2 separate regions of the Homo sapiens genome follow, and region 2 is linked to region 1. Evidence: chromatin contacts called from ENCODE Hi-C or POLR2A ChIA-PET data. All regions are on one chromosome and are shown on one strand. Each heading gives the region's core, a stretch centred on a gene start or an enhancer-like site at or near the end of the contact. The rest is flanking DNA. Distances are from core to core; before and after follow the strand shown.

Evidence for each region. A loop is a pair of places that touch in the nucleus more often than their neighbours do. ChIA-PET counts read pairs that join two places held with the same protein, here RNA polymerase II (POLR2A). Pooled maps may share reads with other maps.
Region 2: a loop to region 1 is called in a pooled map, with 2.1 times the contacts of the local background. The contact joins the promoter of NACC1 here to the enhancer-like site in region 1. A Hi-C loop is called at or near these places in 1 of 168 maps with a recorded cell type or tissue (natural killer cell) and 6 of 50 pooled maps. POLR2A ChIA-PET finds 5 or more read pairs at or near these places in 9 of 52 experiments (A549, AG04450, B cell and 5 more).

The regions. Positions count from the first base shown.
Region 1 is chr19:13,033,083-13,039,149 of GRCh38, forward strand. All of the region lies in intron 2 of NFIX (nuclear factor I X), which reads left to right. Among named protein-coding and RNA genes, the nearest start is that of NFIX-AS1, 21 kb to the left of the region's middle. Within about 2 kb of position 1,274, at least 24 of the 41 ENCODE cell types and tissues checked have a DNase peak (open chromatin) inside an H3K27ac peak, as active enhancers do.
Region 2 is chr19:13,113,641-13,119,928 of GRCh38, forward strand. NACC1 (nucleus accumbens associated 1) reads left to right here and starts at 4,624. Exons shown (of 6, transcript NM_052876.4): 1 at 4,624-4,814. TRMT1 (tRNA methyltransferase 1) reads right to left here and starts at 3,100. Exons shown (of 17, transcript NM_001136035.4): 1 at 3,013-3,100; 2 at 2,506-2,791; 3 at 2,357-2,412; 4 at 1,986-2,128; 5 at 1,639-1,826. The coding sequence starts at 2,759. RefSeq lists enhancers at 3,094-3,283, 4,244-4,393, 5,669-6,170, 6,171-6,288 and silencers at 4,434-4,633, 5,184-5,233.

The sequences.
Region 1 (6,067 bases), core at 24-2,523:
AGATAGATAAATATAGCTGATGGCATTTCTGATGATAGGTTTTTCTTGGCACCAAGGGCACCGTGGAAAACAGCACGACAAACGCCCGGCCCTGCAGGCCGCCGTCGCCATTTTAAGCATGTTTGAGTTTAAGGGTTGTTGGCGTTAGAATAGGGTCCCAGGAGGAGGAGGGCCTAGGGAGGAGAAGTTTGGCTGGACTGGACCTTACCCCCCAGGTGCCTGGGTCCCTTACTTTGTCTATAATGGATATCTCGTACCTTATTTCCTGGCCCTTTGGGGATTTAAAAAATATTCTGGGGCTGCCCTTTATGGGTCTGTCTCCCAAGTGACTTATTTCACCACCAGCTGCCATGGACTATCAGTAGGGGGCATCTTGGCTCTTCTCTCACTCCTGATGCCTTACTGATGACATGGCATGCCACCACCACCCCAGTACAGGGTACTTATTAGCTGTTATTTGGGGACACCCAATAACTTAAGGGGCACCTGTTTGTCCAGGCTCCTAACAACTTCTTGTCCCCTGTGGGCATGCCCTTGGTCTCTATCCCCTGCTTTAATTCCATTTTTCCATTGAAGGCCCTCTATGGCTTTAGCACCAGGCTAAGTCCTCTCTATGTATTAATTCCCTGAATTCTCACCCTGATTCTAGTTTTAAGCCTGTGCTCCTGGCTGGGTGTGTGTGCACTCAGGTGATGTGCATAATATGTGTAGTGAGGAATCAGCAAACCAGACCTGGGGACCAGGGAGGCTTCCTAGAAGACGACCTACTTGACCTGCACCTTGAAAGACAGTGAGGAATTAGCTCGTTTTGTCAGCTGCCTGAGCCTTCTCAGTGTGCCTGGAGCTGATTCCCTCCTCACAATGGTTGAGTGATATAGACAGGGCAGGTATTATTGTATCTACTGTACAGAGGAGGACCCGAAGTACAGAGATGACAGGGGACTCTGGTCACATGATGAGTTTCTGGCAGAAGGGGCCGGCTTCTAGGTCACTGAGTACCTGGAGCTCATTCTGAGGGCATCGCTGCTCCTTGAACTTCATCAGGATTACTGGCTTTGGCAGAGTCTCAGAGGAGAAAACCTCAAGGGTCCCTGTTGGAGCCAGTTTCATCATTGTGGTCTCTGTCACTCTCTAGAAGAGAGCCCAGCTTGCGGCTCAGCTCAAGGGCTCCCCCAGTGGCTGAGTATGTGGGGTGGAAACAGAGAATGGGCACCTGGCCCTGTCCTGACACTGGCCTCCCTCCCTCCTGACAGGCCATGGCTCCCTGGATCCCTGCCACCAACCTCGAGAGGCAGCATGCTAGCATAGACGGGCTGAGTCTAGCATAGACAGGGGCCAGGTTGGCTGGATGCTCTCACCCTGCTGCAGCCAGCTCTGCTTCTTTTCATATCTCCCTGGAGCATGGGGGAGGGATCCCACCTGACCTTCTCAGGTAGAGGAGGCAGGAAGTCTAGGTGTGAGGCCAGGCAGGTTCTGCTAGACCTTGGGATTCCTGATCCTTGCACTGTCACACCCTTTTCCTGGGAGTGTCCTTGGAATCAGTTTGAAATAAAAATGAATGTAATTATCATAATTAACCAGGTGATCGCTGGAAGTTTTACAATAATCTGCTACTCATTGCCTTTTTCACTTCTTCACATTGACTCTCACCTTTATCCCTTTCTTAAAGTTGGAAAACTCTCGGGGTGTGTATATAAAAACTCTCCTAGCATGACTAAGGCTGGGTTCAGGGAGAGGCTGGCTCACCGCTCTAGATTTTCGTCTGTGTCCATGATAATTAGACAGAGGCTTACCTCTCACCATTGATATCAGCTCCCCTTGAGCAGCATTTCCCAACTGCGGAACTGTTGACATTCGAGTGAGATCATTCTGTGTCTTGGGGGACTGTCTTGGACATTGTAGAGTTTTAGCGGAATCTCTGGCCTTGACCCGCTAGAAATCAGTTGCACCTCCCTCCCCAAGGTGTGACAACCAAAAATATCTCCAGACATTTCTAAGAGTTCCCTGGGAACAGAATCATGCATGGCTGAGAACCTCTGGCCTGGAAGAAACAGGGATTCAGACAGAATGCCACCTGTGTTCACCTCTTGCCTCACCGCCAGTTTAGGTCCTCATTTACCTTGTGTTGAATGTCGACTGAACCTCTGAGCATCGTCTACTCCTGTGTGTCCTGTGTTGTTTTCGCTTTTCCGGATAGCAGAGCCCTGGGCTGAAGCAGTTTGGGGGCTTTCCCCTTTCACCTCCCCCTGGTTGGAACTGTAAGCCTGCCTCCAAGTCCCCTACTGAGTTATTCCTCTCTGATTTTTTGCATAGTGGTCTCTGTGTGCTGGGGCTGCTGATCTGGGGAACAGGACAGGGGATCTGCTACTGGGCTGACCCAGGCCTGTGCAGCAACCGGTAATCCTGTCAGGCCCGTATCAGACCCCAAAGAACAGCAGACGTTTGTTTCTGCAGCATGAGACACGGAGACCAGAACTGTTGTCTGGGTCTTAGTACTACTCTTTTTAAATGATTTGATTTTTTTTTTTTATTATAGTAGTAAAACACATTCTTTGTAAAAATTTAACAATAGAGAATGTGAGAGACAGACAGGTTCCCCAAACTACTGTCCTGTGCCTGAGACAACTTCACTTCGCAGATCCATGTTAGTTCTTCGAATTTTTTTCATCAATTCATATATCAAGTAACTTTTAAATATAGAGGTATCTATTTTAAGAGCAGATGGTATGTTTGGGCTAATTGAATTGGCTCCGTCAAGTGCCATTGTGGTCTTAACTCTTCCCACCCGCTGCCTTTTGTACCCTTGCCCGCATCATCCCAAGTGCAGAGCCAATGTCCCTGTCTTCTTTTCCCTGAGGTGACAGTTTCAGCGTGTCATTCCTGGGAGGAGTGACCAACAGGGCATGTACTGGTGTCTGAGTGGTTAGGATCCCACTCTGGGGGATTCCTGCTGGTGGTATAACCCCGACCACAGAAGTCAGGGCCTAAGCCTCAGCCTGCCCTGAGATCCCCACCAAGGGGGCTGCGGCTGGAGGGAGGGGCCCCTGGGAAGTATCCTGCTTGGCTGCACCTGGCTTGGCCTCTGGAGTCGACTTCCCAAGTCTCCTAGGAAGGCGAGGGCTCTCCTTCGTGTGGAGTAGACCCTTCGCCAACTGGCCTGGCGTGTCCGGGAGGCTTCCTTTCTTAAAATGGGGGGATGAAGCGTCAGTCATGCTTCCAGGATTTATTTCATCATAATTGTTTGTTTTGGGTTTAACAATACAGCAGGGAGAAGAGTGGCAGAGGAAGAAGAGCGTCCTCTCCAGGCCAGGGGTGGGGCTGTGGAAATGAGAAACCGGACGAGACAGAGAGGGAATCCAGAGAGGGCTTTGCGGTTGAGTCTGCCAGTCTGGAGAAGGCTGCTCTCCAGACAGCTGAGAGTAGGGTGACACCTGGTGACTCTTGTGGACTGGGCGGAGCTGTGTGGAGCGATCGGGAGATCCCCGGAGGCGACCTGCAGGAGGCCAGCCGAGTGCAGCCCTTGGGGAGTGTGTCCTTATTATGCCTGCAGATTATATCCCCATTAGCGCATAATTATTATATAATGGGCGTTATTGCATAATGGCAGTTATATAACAGGTGGCCCAGAATACAGACAGGGGGTGTAATAAGTGTATATCCTCTGGCTATAAATAGCCACCAGCCCCACACCAAATATGTGGTCACACCAGAGCCACCTTATAAATACCCGTGCTGGGCTATAAATTTCTGAGCAGTGACGTCAGCGGGCATGGTACCTAGTTAGGGGGTGGTAGGAGGGACCTGCGGCCCCACCCGGACACATGACATCATTGTTTCCTTAGTAACAGGAATGCTCCCGGGGGACCAAGTGAAGAAAGGCCTTTAAAGGGAGGAGGCAAATGGATAGGAAGCTTGAGTTGGGGGTGGGTGCTAAGCCTGGGCTGAACAGGGTGAGGTCTCCTGGGCAGAGTCCTTAATGGGTGAGACAGGCCATCTGCCCTTGGGTATTTGACCCAACGGGAAGCAAGGCAGTAGACTCCGTTTCCTTTCATCTTTAGGGGGTCTCAAGTCCCCTTTCCTGTGTGTAGCAGATTCTGCCAGCCTTGGCTGTGTGTCAGGGAGAAGAGGGGAGCTACAGAGTCTTCCCTGTCCTTCTCTCTCCCAGGTGACCTCTACAGGGCTCTGGGGCCACTTGCTTAAGGGAGACCCGACTTCTGCACCCGGTCATATCCTCCCCAGGGCATGACCACTTCCCCTACCAGACGTAGTAGGCCAGTTTCAGCCTTAGTAATCTAAGAAATATGTGAGCAATTTGATGCGGATCTCAGAGAGCCTCGTGGAAGTAATGGCGCTGAGAGATGGCGCCTGGGGAAGAAAGAGGAGACAAGGATAGTATTCTGGCCCCAGAAGAAACTATGAGGTGGGATATAATCTTTTTAGGTGTATGGGAGATTGCTTCATATAGGGTGGGGAAGAACTAGTCTTCATAGCCCTGAGCATAGAGGAGGAAATTTGCCTTTGGCAGATGAGGGGATTGGAAGAAGGCTGGATGACCAACTCGTCCTGGTTTGCTCAGAGTTTCACAGCCCCTCACCTCGGTAAACCCCTCAGTCTCCAGCAAACTGGGATTGTTGGTCACCCTAGAACAGTGATTTTCAACCAAGGGCAATTTTGTCCCGCAGGGAACATTTGGCAATGTCTGTGAACACTTTTGGTTGTCACAGTTGTGGGGGGAGGGTGCTATTGGAATCTAGTGGGAAGAGTCTACTGCATATGACAGTCCCCCAGGAACAAAGAATCATCTCGCCCCCAAACGTCACAAGTGCGGAGGTGGAGAAACCCAGCCTTAGAGGGAGAATAAGCAGACCCTGCTGTGCGTGGTCTCTCCTCAGGACGCCTCTTGCCTCTGCTAGCAGAGTGGGCTGCTTGGCTGCCTTCCTGAATTTCTTGCAGCTCTTGTTTTCTGTGCTTTGATTGGTTGTGTTTAGGGTTCTGTGGCCTGGAAACCTTTTCTAGGAAATCGTGTGGCTTCTGAGAGGGTCTTTCCCATCTCAAAGCTCAGAGACCCTTTGAGACAGTGCCATCTCAAAGTGAGACAGTGCTGACAGCAAGCCCTGCCAGGCAGTATGGTATTGGTGTGGATCCTTCATCTGTTATTTAAAAAAGAATGGAAAAATCATCAAATACCTATCCCTTATTGCCTACCAAAGAGTTTCTAAAAGGCAAAGCCTGCCTGTTTTCCCTGCCTTTCAGGTCACCTCTTCCCATATAGACCTGAACAGGCCACTGCGGCTCCTGGGGCTTCCTGAGCGTAGCAGTCCCAGGGTGAGAACTCACTTCCATAAAAGCCAGTTTCCCAGACCCAGTGACCAGGGCTGGACTCTGCCACCCAAAGAAGCTTCCCAAATGAAACAAATGAGGCAGGAGCAGGAGAGAGCCAAATCCTATTCTGGCACATGGAGTTTACAGAAATCTAGGTTCTAAGTGTTCTCATGTCATTTATAGAAGTTTCCGTTTAGCCCGGCATATGTGAAATGTAATCATGAAAGCATAGCAGACACTGTTTTTCACCTGCCTTTAGTGCCTGTTTAGTTTACTACCTGGCTGCAGTTGACTTGGCGCCCTCTGGCCTTGACCACATGCATAGCGTGGCCAACTGGGTCATCGTTTCTGCTGGCCTCGGACAGGGCCCACAGATGAAGGCCAGGATGGTGGTGGTGGCGCAGTGGTCTGGTCTGCACCAGAGATTTGGCCAGAGAGAGGGGATCAGCTGGGCTGTGGGCTACCCGTTGTGTGTGTCAGGCCCAACTTTTGAGTTTGGACTTGAGATTGAGGCAGCTAATAAGCGTGGATGGGGAGGAAGGGCCCAAGGGTCTACATGCAAGGTCCTGCCTGCTGTGCCAAAGGGGACTCTGTGGGGAACAGTGCTGGCTCCGAACACAAAGGCCATTGCTCCATGGAGCAATAATCCTCAGGATATTGCCAGCCCAAAAGATATGGCCAAGAGAGAGGCCTCTGCCCTGAGGACAATGGCCAGATTTCTCTCACTTATTTATGGTATCGTGGT
Region 2 (6,288 bases), core at 3,374-5,873, 84 kb after region 1:
GCTGTGTCACCCAGGCTGGAGTGCAGTGGTGGGTTCTCGGCGCACTGCAACTTCCACCTCCTGGGTTCAAGCGATTCTCCTGCCTCAGCTTCCCAAGTAGCTGGGATTACAGGCACGTGCCACCATGCCTGGCTAATTTTTATATTTTTAGTAGAGACGAGGTTTTACCATGTTGGCCAGGCTGGTCTCGAGCTCCTGACCTCAAGTGATCCGCCCACCTCGGCCTTCCAAAGTGCTGGGATTACAGGGGTGAGCCACTGCGTCTGACCTCATTTTAAAATTTTTGTAGAGACGGGTTTCACTGTGTTGCCTAGGCTGGTCTTGAAATCCTGGCCTCAAGCGATCCTCCTGCCTTGGCCTCTCAAAATGCTTGATTACAGGCATGAGTCACCATGCCCAGCTAATTACTTTTCATTGTCTGTGATTACTATTTGGATTCTAGTAAGGTCAGAAAAGTAAAAACTTTTTTCTCTGTAAAAGGTCAGAAGGTATTTTAGGCTTTGTGAGTCATATGTGGTCCCTACTGCATAGTCTTCTTTTTTAACCTTTAAAAATGTAAAAAACATTCTTGGGTTGTGGGCCATTGATAAACTAGGCTAGGCCGGGCGCAGTGGCTCACGTCTGTAATCCCAGCACTTTGGAAGGCCGAGGTGGGCAGATCACTTGAGGTCAGGAGTTTGAGACTAGCCTGGCCAACATGGCAAAACCCTGTCTCTACTAAAAATATAAAAATTAGCCTGGCATAGCCAGGTGCAGTGGCTCATGCCTATAATCCCACCACTTTGGGAGGCCGAGGCGGGCAGATCACGAGGTCAGGAAATCGAGACCATCCTGGCCACCATGGTGAAACCCCATCTCTACTATAAATACAGGTGGGTGTGGTAGCAGATGTCTGTAGTCCCAGCTACTCAGTCGGGAGGCTAAGGCAGGAGAATCACTTGAACCTGGGAGGCGGAGGTTGCAGTGAGCCAAGATCACGCTAGTGCACTCTAGCCTGGGCAACAGAGCGAGACTCCGTGTCAAAAAATAAATAAATAAATAAAAATAAAAATTAGCCAGGCGTGGTGGCACGTGCCTGTAATCCCAGCTACTCGGGAGGCTGAGGCAGGGGAATGGCTTGAACCCGGGAGGCGGAGGTTGCAATGAGCTGAGATCGTGCCACTGCACTCCAGCCTGGGCAACAAGGGCGAGACTACATCTCAAAAAACAAACAAACAAGCAAACAAACAAAAAAAGGCTGTGAGCCCCACAGGCTATAGTTTGCCAACTCTTGCGAAGGTCACCAATTTTGCATGTTTTGTTTCCTGATGCATTTCCAGTTCTTGAAAACGGTGCCTGACACATAGCAGACACTGGATATACTATGGCTCATTTGAATGAATAAAAGGAGTGTAAGAAGTTAAAACAGAGACCAGGATGCTACTTATTTCTGGCACAGAGTATGGATCATACCATAATTATCTATTACTCATCACAGCAACCCCTGTAAAACTAATTTTCTCAGTTGACAGACAAGGAAACTGGGGCTCAAAGAGGCTAAGTCACTCACTCAAGGTCACAGAGTGAGAATGTGACAGAGCCAGAATTTGACCCCAGGCAGGCTTGTCCCAGAGCTAGGCTGTGATGCCCAGAACCTACCGGGCATCTGCTTGGCTCGGCTGTACCAGGTGGGCCACGTCATTGAGCTGGACATTCCGGCGTATGAGATCCACAGCCCGGGTGGAGGCATCGTTTGCAACCACAGATCTGAGCCCAGGCACCTCTAGGGCAAATCGAATGGAACGTAGGCCTGAAGCTGCCAGGCCTTCCAGCACATGCAGGCCTTCCTGTTGGAGTAAGCAGAAAACCTCCCTCACATCTCCACCTCCATCCTCTTCTGGGCCCCAAGGAGCCCCCACCACCCACCTCCTATAGCTCTCCCCCTCCAGGAGCCCTCTGTCTCCCGCTAAATTCCAGGGCTGCCAGCTCCTATGCTCAGGCCCCACCTCACAGATCTCCCCCACGGCCGCTGTGCGAGGTTGGTCTCCTGAGGCCAGGTTTTCACTCTCTTTCAGTTCAACCTTTTCCTCCTCTTGCTCTGACAAGTCCACGACCACTTTTTGCGTGTCCTTCTCTCCTGGAACCTTGACTGCAGCCACCCAGAGGCACAAGTCAGAGAATAACAAGGTCCCCTCTGAGAAACCTCCCCTTAATCTCCAAAATATCGTCCCTGAAATCCCTGCGGAAAGGCTGAAGGAGCAGAACCCAGGGCCTGCTATGTGGCTGAAGCCCCTCTGGATTTGGGCGGCAGAAGAGCCCAGGCAGGGAGATAAACTTGTGTGACCCCCGCCCACCAGAAGCCTGGACCTCCACTCACTCTGGATTCCTTTGGCCCCAAGCTGAATGCGAGCAAACTCGGTGATCACAGCACATCTGGTGGGAGACAGAGGACTAGCTCATACCCCGCCCCCGCCATCCACACTGACCCACTAGCCGATGCCAGGCTAACGTCTGACCCCTGCTCACGTCAGGTCCCGATTGAATTCCTGCACCGGGTTATAAAAGACCTCGTTGGCACTGGGAAAGGCGATTTTGGCAGCCCCCTCGGTGACTGTCGTCTCCTGGACTTCACGTGGACGTTCTTCTCCGTAGGGCCCGGTGCCGTTCTCCATCGCTGCTGTATTCGGCAGCCCTGGAGACTGCCACTCGAAAAACCGGGCTCTAGAGAGCACCCGGGCGGAGCGGAAAGTGAGGCTTAGCCACAGAGACGATCCTTGCATGAGACATCCGCTGGCGCCTCCGCCCGCCAAGCCTGGTTCGGGGGGCGGGGGAGGGCACAGAGAGGGTCAGAGAGCCGCATTCCGGGCCCGGGGATGTCCTACATATCTATGAGGTAGGGACTAGGAAAACCTGCGGCCTCGGTAAGCTGATATCCCCTCGTTTTGGGGATGACTGGTCCCTGTGGAGCCGATGCCCTCGTGCAGGCCCGCCCCGAGTCCGAATCCCTCCCCGCGCTGCCTAGCCCGTCCTCACCTGCTCTCGTAGCCACAGAAAACCGAATTAGTCAAGGTGCACGTTTCCCGAATTAGGACCTGGGCGCCGCCATGTTGGCACAGTGGGTGGGCGAATCACATGATAGTGGTTGGCCAGTCAATGAGGAAACGTACGGTGGGCGGCCGGGATCAAAATGAAAGCCATAAAGGAAGCGCGCTGATCGTGCTGTTCCGGGGGTGTTAATCACAGTGGATCCCCTGGGAGAGGACACGTCCCTAGTCCCATTTCACAGATGAGGAAGTTGTGGCTCAGAAAAGGGGCGGTAAGCGGAGAAACCCAACACTTATTGGTCCTCTTCTGTGTTCTGGGTGCTATATACACATTATTTCAGAGCACCCTGCAGGAATGACTCAGGCTCTGGAGTTGGATTTACCGGGTTTGAATCTCAGTCCCATCACATGCTCTGGGCAGGTTACTCCCGCGGCTTCACTTTTCTTACCTATTAAATGAGAATCGTGGTTTCTCAGATAGAGCAAAGATTAAATGACAGATTCCTGGAAAGTGTGCAAAGAACCACTCTAACATTGTAAGCGCTCGGTAAAGTTCTAACCAGTGTATGAAGGCAGGACAGCGAAGTGGTCCCGGCTACCTGGGTTCCAGTCTCAGCTCGCCCTGCGACTTGTTAACTCTGAACTTAAGTTACCGCTTTTGCAAAATGGGCAGAACTTTTTTTTACCATTTGTTACTGGGTTGTAGTGAGAAGTAAACGAGTTAGTGCAGGTAAAATGCTAACAGAACCTAGCATCCGGTAAGCATCATAAAAGTCTTAGGTCTTATTGTCGCTTTTGAGCCTGTGTTTAAATCCTGGCACCTACCATCACTTCCTTGCTGTGTGATGATCTTGACCAGCTTTCTTCATTTCTCTGTGCCTCCTTTTCTTTCTTTCTTTCTTTTTTTTTTTTTTTTGAGACGGAGTCTCGCCCAGGCTGGAGTGCAGTGGCATGATCTCGGCTCACTGCAACCACCGCCTCCCGGGTGCAAGCGATTCTTCTGCCTCAGTCTCCCGAGTAGCTGGGATTACAAGCGCATGCCATCACGCCCGGCTAATTTTTGTATTTTTAGTAGAGACAGAGTTTCACCATATTGGCCAGGCTGGTTTCGAACTCCTGACCTCAGGCGATCCACCCACCTCGGTCTCCCAAAGTGCTGGGATTACAGGCGTGAGACACCGCGCCCAGCTGCCTTTATTTTCTATAGTGTGTCTGTAGCAGTTCTCACTAAAAAATGTTACTGTGTAGTTTAAACGAGCTAATTCCCATAAAGAATGTAACGCAGTGCCTGCCACAATAAACAGCAGTCATTATTGTTTTTGTTTTACAGGAAACTAAAGTTCGGAAAGGTAGAGCGACTTGCCCAAGGTCGCGGGACTAGAAGGTGGCGGGGCCAGGATTCGAACCATCGAGCTGAGCCGACGTACTGGCGAGGATCCCCCAGGGGCATAGAGAGGAGACGGAGCCGGTTAGAAGGGGCGCGCTCGGAGCTCGGCTGGCCTCGCCTGGAGGGCGGGGCCCGAGGGCGGTGCGCGGGCGGGGCCGGGGCCGCTCCTCCCTGGCCTGGCTGCGGCGGCAGCGCGGCTTGCGCTCGCTCGGCGCTCGGCTGGGGCGGCCTGGCCCACAATGAATGGCCGCCGCGGCTGCCGCTGCTGCTGAGGCGGAGGCCGCGGAGGCCGCGGAGGCGGAGGCCGAGGCCCCGGCGCAGCGGGGCGCGCCCCGGGCCCAGGCCCGGCCCCAGCCGCCGCTGCGGAGCCCGCCGGGACCCCCCGGAGCGCGGCCACGGCGCAGGTGAGGCGGCCCGCCTCAGGCCCGGTTCCGGCCTCCTCCAGCCGGGGCGGCCCGAGGGCTGAGTGGGGAGGGCCTGGGTGCTTTCTCGGACCGAGGAGGAGCCGGGCCCGCAGCCTGCACTGTGCCCGGGCAGGCGAGTGTGTGGAGGCCCAGCTACCGCGGGCGGCCTTGAGCGTCCAGCCCGAGCTTCAGGGCTTGGGGGCGGCAGGATCGTACCTGGACCGCTCCCCCGTCTCCCAGCGAGGGAGGGGGCCAGGTCGGGCCGGGGCAGGTACCGGGGATCCGGGGAAGTTGGAGGGTCCGAGGCGGAAAAGTGAGGAGGTTCTCGTGGATGCCGGAGGGGGAGGGGGAGGGGGAGGAGGAGTCGGGCTCCGGCCAGGCCGAGTGGGGGAGGAGAGGAGAGCGGCGCGGCCGGAGGGGGGCGGGGAGGGGCCGGGCCTGCAGGTACCGCCTGGGCGCTGGAGGAGGTGGGTGGGTCAAGTTACAGGCCTGGGGGCGGCTGAGGAGAAGCCCAGGAAGTGGGGCACGGCGGGTGTGGGCGGAGTTACTTCGTGTGGGGGCGGATAGGAGATCCCAGAGATGTTTTCCGGGGGTCACATGAGGTCAGGACTCAGATGTGGGGAGGGGGAGGCTAGATGTGGGGGCGATCAGGTAAGGTGAGGGACTGCTGTAGGAGTTTTGGGAGTCGAGAGAGCAGAGCCTTTTGGGCTAGGCTAGGGGGGATGTGGGGGCAGGTCAGGAAAAGCTGGTGTGACCAGAAGGTATATACTAAGATGCGCCCCCCACCGCCCCCAACTCAAGTGTTAAGGGGTTCCGTCTTTCTCACACCTCATCCCTGAAGCCTCTAGAGTCCTGACCCTACCCCTTGGGCAAGCCTCTGCCAACTGTTCAAAGGCACTGGCCAGTGGGTGTTTGTGTGGGCAGCTGGAGACAGTCTGGAACACCTAGCTTAGGCATCTTGTTTATCACAAGGTGGCCCTTGCCCACCCCCACCTTATATATCTACAGGGAGGCAGCCCAGCAGACGTTACCTGGGTATTTTAGGATCCTGCATTCTTTCTCTACCTTTTGTGGCCAGAAGCTGGTGGTTCAAGCCTAGTGGATGGGACCTCACAGCAACCATCGTATATATTAGTACCATGGCCTCCCAGGCACCAACTCCTTGAGCCTGAGTTCTGTGTGCCATCTCCCTGGGGGTGAAGAATTAGAGGGAATGAGCATGTAAAACTCTGTTGATGGTGGTTTGGAGGCTCCCGACGGGGTGAAGGCAGGGCACAGAGAAGAGTTAAGGGGATCAAATCAGGCACTCACACCCTGGCCCAGGGATCTACCTCTGGGACACTCGTCCTGGGCCAGGCCCTGTGCCGAGCTCGCTGGTCGGATGAGCTCATTGATGGCTCACCACCACCAGTTCAACTTAGGCCTTCTCTGGGGTCCAGACGAGGAAGCTGAGGCTCGGGGTGGTGTGGCTTGT